Regions from separate parts of the Homo sapiens genome. Here region 2 is linked to region 1. A link is a contact called in ENCODE Hi-C or POLR2A ChIA-PET data. All regions are on one chromosome and are shown on one strand. Each heading gives the region's core, a stretch centred on a gene start or an enhancer-like site at or near the end of the contact. The rest is flanking DNA. Distances are from core to core; before and after follow the strand shown.

Region 1 (6,403 bases), core at 2,325-4,824:
CCACTCCAGCTGGACAGCTTTATACAGCTATAAACCTTTACTGCTGTATTAAGGTTCTATTCAAAGGGTATGAATCTCTGATATTCATGGTCCAACAAAACTGTTACTAATTACTTATCTACTGAATAGCTACCAGGATTGGCAGCTTGAATAACAATCACAAAAATCTGTGTACTCATTATTCTCCAACAAGGCAAGATTCTCATTCCTGTAAGGAGCATAGCTTGCTTTTTTGAAAACTCATGAACAAACTGGAAATGTCTACTTGTGCCCCCTTCCTCAAGAGGCCACCTTGCATAGCTTCCTCACAGAATATTTCTCTGTTCCTGAAAGGTAATTTCGGTGCAGGTCTCATAGAATAAGCACATTTTACAGCTCTGGGCAGGCTATTCTAGTCACAGGTCCTCATGGTCCGGGCTCCAGGGAGCACCTGGAAGCAGATTGTATCCCCCGAGTGTCACTTTTCAGGAGCAGGGATGAAGTGGCAGCTGCCTGCTGCAGAGATCTGTCACATTCACTACCCTGAAACAGGACACACTCTTCAAGAATCACCAATAACCAGAGTTCGCTCCTCCAGCAGTTCTTCCCAGAAGTTTACTCAGCACCTTGACATCTTTTGGTGTGACTCCATTCTTGGAGGTCCAGACCCACCTCTGTGCTTTCAGATGCAGAATCACATCCACTTCTTGCAGCTGTTTGCTGTGCTGTGCCTGCTTCACCCAGGGCTAAGGAGCTGATGATAACTGTGCAGTGCTCTGAAGAAATAGATGTCTAATCCCAGCACTTTGGGAGGCTGAGGCAGGCAGATCACTGAGGTCAGGAGTTCAAGACCAGCCTGGCCATTATGGTGAAACCCCATCTCTGCTTAAAAAAAAAAAAAGAAAGAAAGAAAAAGAAAAAGAAAAATTAATTGGGCATGGTGGCTCATTCCTGTAGTCCCACCTACTCAGGAGGCTGAGGCAGGAGAAACACTTGAACCCAGGAGGCGGAGGTTGCAGTGAGCTGAGATCACACCACTGCCCTCCAGCCTGGGTGACAGAGCTAGACTCCATCTCAAAAAAAGAAAAGAAAAGAAATGGTTGTGAGTAGGAGTCATAAGAACATTCTGCTGGCCTTTTATAGATGTCTAACCCTCCTGAGAAAGGTTGGTGTTACTATCCACTTTTTACAAATTAGTAAACTGAGACTTAAAGAGTTGAAGAAGCTCACCAATATCAATACAACCTGTGTTTGGAGTTGCTAGGGTTCACAACCAGAGTTCTCAGAATCGGAAGCTTCTTTATTTCCATATATCATGTTACTTAAACTAGACCTTATTCACCTTGGAAACCTAAATTTTATTTCAGGAGACCTTGTCGAGAAGGAAGAATTTCAGAGGCCAACCACCATATGGGCATCATCAAGCAGCCCTAGTCAAGGTGGGAGGAAGGAAGGGAAGGCTGGCCTCCTCTTCCCCTGGCCTCCTGCTCTCTTCCCTTACTGCAAAGCTCTGAATCACTGAGACCATTGCAGCTAGCTGGGATTTTAATTTTTTTTAAAAAAAGACATTAAGGTATGAATGACCTACTATCTTAACCCTTGGAGAGTCTGTTAATCTAAACAAATCTCCAACCGATATAAATGTGTGAGGAGGTATTTGAAGTAGTGGTTGAGTTTTCTTGTGTGTTCAGAGAGGGAGTCCCAAAATTAGTGTATCTAGGAACAAAGTACGCAGTTTGTTTCGTAGGCTGTAACCCTGAAATCAACAATGTGTGTTAGTGGCAACATACAGCATTAAATGGGTAGCATATGCATATATCAAGAGTCATCTTCTCTGGAGTCTCCCTCCAGTTTTAATTCTCCCTCCCTCCCCAGCCCCTCAGCCAATTTCTCTTGATTTCCTTGCTTTGCCTTCCTTCTTTCCTGACTTCTGTTATTCTAGAATGTGACTAGAAAGTAGGGAAGGAAAAGCACAGCCCTATTTTCTCGTCTTCTTTCACCTATTTCGATAATAATGAAGACCTTCAGACTTAAAAGTATATCTTGATCACAGTTTTCCCATTTAAAAATTATTCCCATCAGAGGTATCACAACTTGAAAAAGAAAACTAGACCAAAGGCAGGTGGCTGGGAGTCAAAAGGCACCGTGTTGCCAAGGCTTGAGCTTTCTTAGATATATGCCATCCACTCCAGCATATCATCGTTAGAGATTAAATCCATAATAAATTGGATGTTTTAAAGAGACTGTTTTTTATTATCTGAACATTGAGGGGAAAAGAAGGAGGGAGCGGGGGACTCTTTGCCAGCGGGAAGCACAGAACTAGCTGCCTCCCCTCACCACCCGCACCCTCCACCCTCGTCACGGCCAGTTCTCCACTCTTACTCCACCTCCAGCCCAGATCCCTGGCTCCAGTCCCTTCCCTCGCTAATCTTTGACCTACACGATATCCTAGGGATCGGTAGGAGTAAAGGTTTGAAAGTTCCTATTTGAAAACAAGTCTTAGTGATCAAAATGCCTCTTTGCTGGCTGGTGAAGTATGGACCAGGCCCAGAACACCCTATGTTTGACAGAAGTAAGTTGGGGGATTTTTAAGTTATTTGTGTTCCAGTACTTTCCATAAGGAAGAAGTATGTTTTGAAGCAAGCAAGATACAGGTTTGTGTTGCCACCAGTGTGTCATAGCCTGCAGTTCACACACCCGGTGTAGGTGTCAACAAAGCTGTCTCGTATTCTCCAACAGTATGCGATGCCAAAACCAGAAAATGGGATCTGATTGCAAGGGAGGCACTGGCAAAACAGAACTTTACAGTGCTCGGTTCTGTTTGACATTTAGGGGACATTCGCTTGGAGGACTCCCAAACAAGTAATACGCCAAGAGAAGGGATGGCTTCTGCCTTCTCTTGGAGATTCAGCGGGTGGCTGGCTTTAGGCAGAATTACAGAGCCTTCTGATCCAAAGGAGCCTCACGCTTCTACCTCCACATGGGCCTCACTCACATTCCAGCTACGAGAAAGCCTGGATGCTCTTCCAGACCCACCCACACAAAAGGTTTGCACAAGACTCAGTGGTTCTACAGGTTCTGCTCTTATCTGAGAACTAAGTACAGAAACAGTTTCTTAATATTTCTTTAAAAATCTGGTTTCTTTTAAAATTATCCACTACAGTGACTTATATGAAAATCATACCACAGTGTGGAGTTGCATCTTGCAATGATAGCTTTTAAATTCTTAAAACTTTTAAGACAGGAGTGTGTGTGTGTGTGTGTGTGTGTGTGTGTGTGTGTGTGTGTGTGTGCTCTGTAATTAGAAGTAAATTTATACATCAAAATTTAAGCAAGGTTGTTCTTCAGAGTGCAGTCACAGTTAATGAAATTTCTAGAACTTTGGAATGAGTGCTTTTCTGAAGCTGGTACAAACTGAGATCGAAACCAAAACTGGAAAAATGTGAAAACTTTGTGTCCTTTGACTCCTTTGTTCAAGAATTGCAGGAAGATGTTTTCCAGGAGTACTTTTGAATATATAAAACCAGGAAATAACTATGTGACATTCCTAGCATTAGAACTGAAAAATGAGTCAGAGACAAAACTGAAACAAACAGAGACATCAAAGTGTCTGTTATCAAAGTGCAGATGCCTTGACTTGTTAGCAAACCTGTCCTGGTATATGCCAAGGCATGGGATCTGGTAATTATAGAGGACACTCCAAGCTGTGCCCATTGGGGTCCACAAATGCACACCTTCCCTTGTATTTATGTGAATGGTGTCCCTTGGAACATAATTTCTGAGCTTCCTGGGTTCAGATACCGGCTCTGCCACACATCCTAGCTGTGAAATGCTGGCCAAGTCTATTAAGTTCTTTCTGCCTCAGTTTCTCTCTATGTAAAATGAAGATAATATTCATACTTACCTCATAGGATTCCAGTGGGAAATTAAACACATTAATGTGTGTAGCTTTGGACTGTGACTATTTTAAAATGTTAGTAACTCTGATGATGATGATAGTACTGACATATACTTGCCACTGTGCTTTTCATTGTACAAATCAAAACATCACAAAACACTTACTTGAGAGGAGCTTTCAGTTTCATAGAAAGTCAGCATAGGTGGACACAAGTCTATTAAAATATTTATGACCTAAGCTCAAGAAGGAAGTGAGAGAGTTCTTTTTACCTTTTTAACATGTGGAGTTTACCAGATACACCTGTGCTTATAGCAGGCCAGCTATAACATTTAAATGACAATTTTTCCACTGACTGGGGGGTGGGGACGCTTTCATGACAAAACTGTTTCACCTCAGATCATCAAGCATTAGAGTTTCATAAGGAGTGTGCCACCTGGATCCCTCGCACGTGCAGTTCACAGTAGGGTTCACGCTCCTGTGAGAATCTGATGCCTTGGCTAATCTGTCAGGAGGCAGAGCTCAGGCAGTAATGCTCGCTTGCAGGCTGCTCACCTCCTGCTTTGCGGCCCAGTTCCTAACAGGCCATATACTGGTACTGGTCCCTGGCCTGGGGTTTAGGGATCCCTGCTTGAGCACACAGCAGTCATGATCTAAGGATCATTTGTTGGGCATATAGTAACACCATTCTTCCTACATTTTTGAGCCATTTGAATAAACATTCCTCACTGAATCAGATCACTTTTTTACTGACTTACTGTAAGGGAATGGGTAAAGCATCTGATGAGCGTATCAAACATCACTACAGTTTGAAGGAGCTACATCTTTCCTAAGTGCAGAGGAAGGAAGAAGCTTGTTCTCTGCTTCCTCAAGTTTTTCGCTACTAAAACAAAGTGAGCATTTGAATGGAAAACACAGCAAATTAATATTTTATGATTGTTATTTTTAACTGAAGCGAGAGGGTCAGTGAATTATTATGTTGCTAATGGAGCAAGTGTATGTAGAAGTTCAATATTAGAAGATTGAAATAAATTTTGAGGGTTGTGATTTGAAGTCATATTATCCCAAGGAAATTTTCCAAAACAGCATCAAATCTGAGCTCCCAAACATGACTTGATCATTATGAGCATTTGGGGAGCTTTATAAAATTAGAGTTTCCTGGGCCCCTCTCCAGTATACCTAATTGCAGTCTGCAGGCGTGAGGCCTGAGAATTTGTATTTTTTAAAAGTGCCACAAGGGTCTGAAAATACACTAAGAGTAGTCTATAACCTGGACCAGCTTCACTTTTTATCCTATTTTTTGAAGATCTATCATACTGAAAAATGACAAGTTTCATACTTTTTCTTACATAGATTTTTTTTCCTACATGTCTTCCTGCCTAAGATTTAATGACTACAGATCCCAGATCTCGGTAAGCCTACAAGGAGGAACTATGAGGCTGGGTGGACTTCCAGAGCCAGCATTCCAGGATCTCTTCCCCAGAGCCCTGTCCACAGTTCACAGCTGCAGAGCCCTCCAGGTCCTGTGGGGTTGTTGAATAGAGAAGCATACACAACCCTGTGCTTACATGGGGAGAAGAACTCTTTCCGCTGAAGCCACACCTCTGGTTACCACTTTCTCTTCCGATACAGGCATCCTGCTAATTTGGTGGAGTTTGTAGAGAGAAGAGAACTGGCCAGTCCCCGCCTTCCCCCCATCTCTGGCCTCACTGTTTATTGGGTCACTGTGACTATGCAGATTATATATTTCGGATAAATTATTAGCATTCATCTGAGTGCTTATTTAGGGTCCTGTTGCAAATGTTTCTTGAATATTTTAAAATTAAGGAGATGTTTAAATTGAGTACACTGAAATGTGGATGACTGTTAATGTGAATGAACTGCTTTCAGAATAAGAACATTTATTTACAAGTTCTTTAAATTGCAAAGCTTATTATACCATTGAAGCATTTCATGTGAACTTTCTGTTTTGAACTAATCTTTAAATTTTATTTGCATTCAAAGCATATTTCCTCCTGATTTGCCCATTTCTCATTGTTTGATTATCATTTTAAAATCTGTAATGTTTCATTCACCTTTTAATTTTTCCCCAATAAGGAAATACAGTTTATGAGGCACGCATAGATACTCTTCCTAATAAATGATTTAAGAGAAATATATGCATATATGCATCATATATCTGTATGTATATATACAGATATATGGGAAAAGGGATGAATATTCAGAAGGAAGATCAGTAGACTCCACACAGTCATTTTAGCCATTAGACTAGTGTTGTATGCATTAGTGTAATTTTGATGCCTTGTGGGTTTTAGATATAACTGGGAATTCCTTAAAAAACAAAAAATCTGTACCTCAGAGTCTTTGGTAGCATGTAGAAGTCTATGTATGAAAATACATTCATTTTTGATGATGATGATGATTGTTATTATTTTTGAGACGGAGTCTGACTGTGTCACCTTGGCAAGAGTGCAGTAGTGCTGTCTCAGCTCACTGTAACCTCTGCCTCCCGGACTCAAGTGATCCTCC
Region 2 (6,403 bases), core at 2,543-5,042, 360 kb before region 1:
GGTCGCCCAGTCTGTCATCCATTTAGTCTGTTTCCATACTTGTCTTTCATATTTACTGGCTTTTTATCTCTGAGTAACTTCAGATGATTTCTTCTAATATTTGCCTTGATTCTTTTTTTTATCTTTATTTTTTTACCTTTGTCAAGTCTACTGTTCAACCCATCCTTGAGTTCATTTTAATAACTATGTATTTTCCTACGTGGAATGTCTGTGTTTCTTTTTCAGAACTGCCCATTTTTATTTCAAAGTGTTCTCTTGTTGCATTATGAATTTGATTCCTTCCTTTATGTCTCAACTCTATATATTTTAAAGTCCTGTGGAGAATATTCTGTTGTCTAATATATGCTATATGAGCTGACATTATTTTATTTAGCTTTTAACATGAGTTGTCTTCCACAGGATGCAGATTATGAGATAAACATACTATGCTATGTGATGGTTATTTTGTGTGCCAACTGACATTTGGTCAGACATTCTGGGTGTATCTGTGAGGGTGTTTTTGGATGAGGCTAACATTTGTGTTGGTAAACTTGAGTATAACAGATGGCCCTCCCTAATGTGGGTGGGCCCCATCCAATGAGTTGAAAGGCTGAATGGAACAAAAAGGCTGACTCTCCCATGAGTAAGAGGGAATTTCTCCTGCCTGATATCCATGAGCTGGGACATGGGTCTTCTCCTCCCTTTGGACTCAAAGTGAAATACCAGCTGTTCTCAGGTCTCAAAGCTGCTGGCTTTCAGACAGGAACTATACCAAGGCTCTCCTGGCTCTTCAGCGTGTGGACTGCAGATCTTGGGATTGCCAGTTTCTCTCTCATACTGTTTCTATGTCTCTCCACACACTTTATTGGTCCTATTTCTGGAGAATCCTGACTAGTACAGATTTTGGTACTGGGAGTGGTTCTAGAGGAGCAGAGTTTCCAGGATGGGTTTTCTGAATGTGATTCTGGGGTTTCTAGAAGTGGCTCTCTAATCTGATAAGACTAAAATATGCTGATAACTCTTTCCAGTAGTAAGGAGAGCACTGATAGGCCATGGCATGATCTGGCAATAGAGATATACAAGATATCACCATTGGATACTCCTAACCAACCACTTAAAGCAATCAAGGATCTGGGTACTGTGTATATGATATTTTTGAACATTTTTGGTAAACTAACAAATACGGTGAGATTGGCTGGTTGTCACTGGACAAAGTGGGGAAAGAAAAGGATGAGCTCAAGCATTTTATTTTCCAGCTCAAACACCACATAAATGCCCTGAAGGCTTGTATGTGTGCCCTGAAGGAGAACCTTAAGTTGTATTAGTTGCAGGGCTGAAATGGCTAAAAAACCCAGAATCTTATCCTGTGACTGGCTGTATTATGATGCAAATTGAACTCCCAGTCTCATAGGGTGAATACTGTTAAAGGCATTGATTGGGAAGGAAGGGGGTGCCGAAAGTTGGGATGGGGATGTGTGGGAAGATCCTGATGAAGCTGGGGATATCGAACCCTAAATTCTGATGAGTCCTCTTTGCCAGTGGATGTGGCCTCTCCACCCCCAATGGGAGTAGCCTCTCCACCCCTGTTTGAGGGCATTAACCCTGCATTGTCTAAGGAAACTGTAGTGGCTTCCTTGAGGCAGTTGCTTTGTAAGATAATGCTGAGTCTACTCAGGACCCACCTTTACCACGGCTCTGTTTTTAGACCAGTAACTCCAGCAGGCTCCTAAAGGTGAAGGTTCAAGACATGACCCCTGAGAAGGTACACTACACTCCAAAATAACTACTTGAGTTTTCTAACCTATACAGACAGAAACCTGGGGAACAAATGTGGGCATGTATATTAAGACTGTGGAATAATGGTGGAAGAAACGTGAAGTTGTATCGGGCTGAATTTGTTGACATATACTCACTAAGCAAAGATTCTGCATTTAATGTTGCAGTTTAGTGAGTCAGAAAGTGCTCTAATAGTACGTTGGGTTGGCTGAACCATGGACCAAAAGGTGGCCTACGGTGATTGAATTAGAAATGCTAGACTTGGCTCATTTTAATGTAGAGAAAAGGATTCAAAGGCTTATTAGGAAGAATGAAATGTTAGAGTAGATTTGTCGTTAAAGACCTACTTGCCCACCACGGGAGGGTCCAGAAGACATGGCTTTCACAATGGTGAGAAATGCATTTGTGACGGGAGCCCCAGCATCCTGGAAGAGCTCTGTGGTTGCTTTCGTCTGTTAGGCCTTACAGTGGGAGCTGTAGTCACTGAATTGGGAAACCTAATGCAGCAGGAGCAATTGGATCCCAGGGGCCAAGTGGCAGCGCTCAGCCTGTGGTGTTGGCTAGTTCATCCTGTGTGTCTAATGTGGGTAGGTATCACCAGGTATTTGAAGTCCTGAATAGAACAAAGGTTGACCCTCTTAACAAGTAAGAACTCTTCCTGCCTGACTGTCTTGAGCTGGGACATGGTCTTTTCCTCCCTTTGGACTCAAATTAAAATGTTATCTCCTTTTGGTTCTTGAACCTGTCAGCTTTCATGCTGGAACTTACACCATTGGCTCTCCTGGGTCTACAGCTTATTGACTGCAGATCTTGGGACTTCTCAGCCTCTATAATCACACGAGCCAGTTTGTTGTAGTAAATCTCTCTCTCTCTCTCACACACACACACACACATAGACACACACATGTTGTTGGTCCAGTTTTCCTGGAGAACCCTGACTAACACAGCTATTTAGTGTTTGCCTCTCCTGGACCCTGTGGACCTGCTCAAGAATCCCACATGATGTGAGTGGGCTTGGAAATCTGACTTTTCCTTGGTGATTCTCTTTCCACCTGAGAATCAAGGCAGATGACAGGATTTCTGACACTTCCCTTGCTTGTAGGCAATTTTTATAGTCCCTGTTCACTGTTAGGACAGTTTATTATTGTCACCTGGGCCTATTATTCAGCATTATAAAAGTAGCCTCCTAGGCACATGTCATCGGTCGTGATTGAATATATCAAGAACTTGTCCAGACTTTCCTTACGACAGTTTACATCAGCTACACTACAGTGTGCAAGGATCAATGAGAAAATGAGAGAGCTGTCTAGATCAGTGGGCTGTTGCTCCTCTAATTTTTTATTTTTTGATGTAGTCCCAGAGCCGATAGAGTGAGTGAGAGGGATGGCCACAAGGAACAAAGGATGGCAGGAATGAACTGAAATTGCAGTGGCCCCAGAGCTTGGAGAGCAGGAGGGAACTCGGTTTCCTGTGGAAGCAGTGTGGGTGGGAAGTATGCATCACTGCTGCTGTCTCCTCTCAACCCAGGGCCACTTCTTAGACGTTACTTATCTCATGGGTCTCACTCAAATCTGGTAATGTAGGGAAGCACCAGGAAAGTTTTGTGTGTGTGTGTGTGTGTGTGTGTGTGTGTGTGTGTGTGTGTGTGTGTGTTGGAATGTTATGAAAACCTGATATTTTTATTCTATTATTTGAACCAGGAATAATTTTGCTAGCAATAAGTAAGACTGTTTTAAGTATGAAGTTTAAAATTCTAACCCTGAATACATGAGACTAGAAAAAACAATAAGGTCTACTCCTTTTTTCTGCTTCCTTTTAGCAGACAAGTACTTTCAAGCCCCAGAGGTATAAGGAAAAAATTATGGGAAAGAACTTTGGAAACAGATGTCTATTATTTGATTTGAGCCACAGAAAGCCACAGTCTTAATTAGTGGAACCCTGGTGTTCCATGGGAGGAGATTTTGAGAACCACCAAACTTGTCTAGTCAGTTCCTTGTCACCATTGCAAAAACTGGCCTCCCTACGCTGTGGCTTACTCACAATTCCCAGGTCATGTAGCTTGGGGCAGAAGCATGATTAGAACCTAGGCACCCACAGGTATTCTTTCTGCTCCTTGGAAAATGGACTTCCTTTATTTTTAAAATAGGCATTGGAATGTATATCTTGGTGTGGCTCTGGGGCCAGTTTAGTCTCAAGAGATTTTTGTCTATGAATGCAGTGACCTTATCAAGCATAGACAATTTCCTGTGTCATTAAGATGTTCCTTGGCAGAATATTATTTTTCTTGGTGAATATATTGTGGTATAAAACATGCATAGAGAACCAGCTCTGTTTTTTTCTGAGTGAATTAGCTGTATTGTAGCTTATCTGTGGCAAGATCTTGCTTTTGAGTTTATTGACAGTGACTCCTGTCATTAGTGACTTGCTTGAATGAGGTCTTGGCTTTCTCTCCTTTTATTTTGACTTTTTAGCAGTCTGAGTCACAGCCAGGAAGTCCTTTGAAACCAAACCCTTAGCCCTTTTTTGTGTTTCAGGGACAGTTTGGGAAATGTCCCTTAAAGGGGTCCTTTGGTTTCTCTGTTGGGTCCCTTATCTTTTTCACCAGCCCCACGTAGGTCCTTGTTCTGTCCTAGACTGATTGGTTTGAAGGTCACAGTGGGGAATTGGGGGTTCCCCCACCACCTCTGGGTCAGCACTTTATAGCACAGTTTTATTAAGATGTGGAAAATGAATTTTCAAATCCTCAAGTACACCCAAATTGAAACAGAAAACCTCCAAGAAACACTGTGAAGCTTCCTGAGGGAAGCTGTCAATCCTCTGATAATTCCTAAATCTTGTCCCAGTACTCATAAGATGTCAGATGGTAGATACAGTAGGTGCACTGAAAGCACCTGTGGTCAGTCGTGTCATTTGTTACTATTTAACAGCTTGTTTCAGTCAGTGAGCAAAACTAACATATACACAGAACTAAAGATTTTATACTTTAAAATTATCTTAGCATATAGGCCGGGTGTGGTGGCTCACGCTTGTAATCCCAGCACTTTGGGAGGCCGAGGCAGGCGGATCACAAGGTCAGGAGATCGAGACCATCCTGGTGAACATGGTGAAATCCCGTCTCTACTAAAAATACAAAAAATTAGCTGGGCGTGATGGTGTGCCCGTAGTCCCAGCTACTTGGGAGGCTGAGGCATGAGAATTGCTTGAACCTGGGAGGCAGAGGTTGCAGTGAGCCGAGATCACACCATTGCACTCCAGCTAGGGCAACAGAGAGAGACTCCGTCTCAAAAAAAAAAAGTTAACATATAATCCTTTTGACAAAGTTTATTAAAAATAATTCTTTCAAAGAGCTTCAGGGTATGGTCATTGATTATTCAGCTTGAAAGAATAAAGAAAATATATTTAGAGAAGTGGTATTTATTGGAATATTTGCAGTCTGTGCTCATTCAGTAAATTGAGTTTGAACAACAATACATCAGAGTCTTTGGTCAGGTGTGGTCGTGGCTCATGCCTGTAATCCAGCACTTTGGGAGGCCGAGGTGGGTGGATAGCTTAGGCTCAGGAGTTGGAGACCAGCCTAGGCAACATGGTGAAATTCCATCTCTACAAAAAATTAGCCAGGTGTGGTGGTGTGCACCTCTAGTTCCAGCTACCCAGGAGGCTGAGGTAGCTGGAACTACCTGGTGGTTGAGGCTGTAGCGAGCCATGATGGCACCACTACACTGCAGCCTGGGCAACACCTGTCTCAAAATCTTCATAGACTTATATAACAACCATGACAATTGAATGACATTTTTCTACAACTTGAAAATTTGTCTTTAAAAAGAATCTATTTTAAAAAAGAGTTAATAAAGTTGGAGTTTGGTGTCAGACCTAGGTTGATTCCTAGTTCTTTCTAGCTGAAAAGTGTTCCACCTATAAAATGGGATCATAGTAGTGCTTATCCATTATATCTTAGTGAAGATTAAATGTTAGAAGCTGTGTTACATATTTAGTGCAAGGCCTGGACACTCTCTGTTAATGTCAGCCACTGTCACTCTTCTGATGAGAAATTGTTATCCGAACTTCACTCTTCTCAGAGTTCAGATATGATATTTTGGCTGAACTTGCAATTTAGAAAGATAAAAACTATCGCATGTAGTAAAAATCTGTTGGAAAATATAGTACTACTTTTCTTTAATGGGGGAGAAGTTTATGTTTTTCTTTGAAATATGTTAATATTTAGGCTTAAATTGTTCATAGTTGCTTTCTATTAACTCTAAAAGATTGAATGATTTTTTCAGCCCAAGATTTTTTGTAGGTTTCGTTGTTAATTTATGCTCCTGTGCATGGTGCTATATAATATGACTATAAAATTGCATATTTTATATATTACAGTTGACCCTTAACACGGGTTTGAACTTTTTTTCAATAAATATATTGGAAGATGTTTTGGAGATTTGTGACAATTTGAAAAAACACATAGATGAACTGTGTAGCCTAGAAATATTGAAAAAATTGGCCGGGTGCTGTGGCTCACACCTGTAGTCCCAGCACTTTGGGAGGCCAAGGCAGGCAGATCACCTGAGGTCAGGTTCGAAACCAGCTTGGCCAACATGGTGAAACCCCATCTCTAGTAAAAATACCAAAATTAGTTGGGCGTGGTGGCATA

What was found. Hi-C counts contacts between places; a loop is a spot of excess contacts on that map. ChIA-PET counts read pairs that join two places held with the same protein, here RNA polymerase II (POLR2A). Pooled maps may share reads with other maps.
Region 2: a map with no recorded cell type shows a loop between it and region 1 (1.9-fold over the local background). The contact joins two enhancer-like sites. A Hi-C loop is called at or near these places in 2 of 37 single-sample maps with no recorded cell type and 2 of 50 pooled maps. POLR2A ChIA-PET finds 5 or more read pairs at or near these places in 1 of 52 experiments (activated CD4-positive, alpha-beta T cell).

What each region holds. Positions count from the first base shown.
Region 1 is chr6:1,795,107-1,801,509 of GRCh38, reverse strand. All of the region lies in intron 7 of GMDS (GDP-mannose 4,6-dehydratase), which reads left to right. Among named protein-coding and RNA genes, the nearest start is that of FOXC1, 190 kb to the right of the region's middle. RefSeq lists an enhancer at 4,126-4,305. Within about 2 kb of position 3,574, at least 4 of the 41 ENCODE cell types and tissues checked have a DNase peak (open chromatin) inside an H3K27ac peak, as active enhancers do.
Region 2 is chr6:2,159,665-2,166,067 of GRCh38, reverse strand. The region is part of intron 1 of GMDS (GDP-mannose 4,6-dehydratase); the gene reads left to right. Among named protein-coding and RNA genes, the nearest start is that of GMDS, 83 kb to the left of the region's middle. Within about 2 kb of position 3,792, at least 5 of the 41 ENCODE cell types and tissues checked have a DNase peak (open chromatin) inside an H3K27ac peak, as active enhancers do.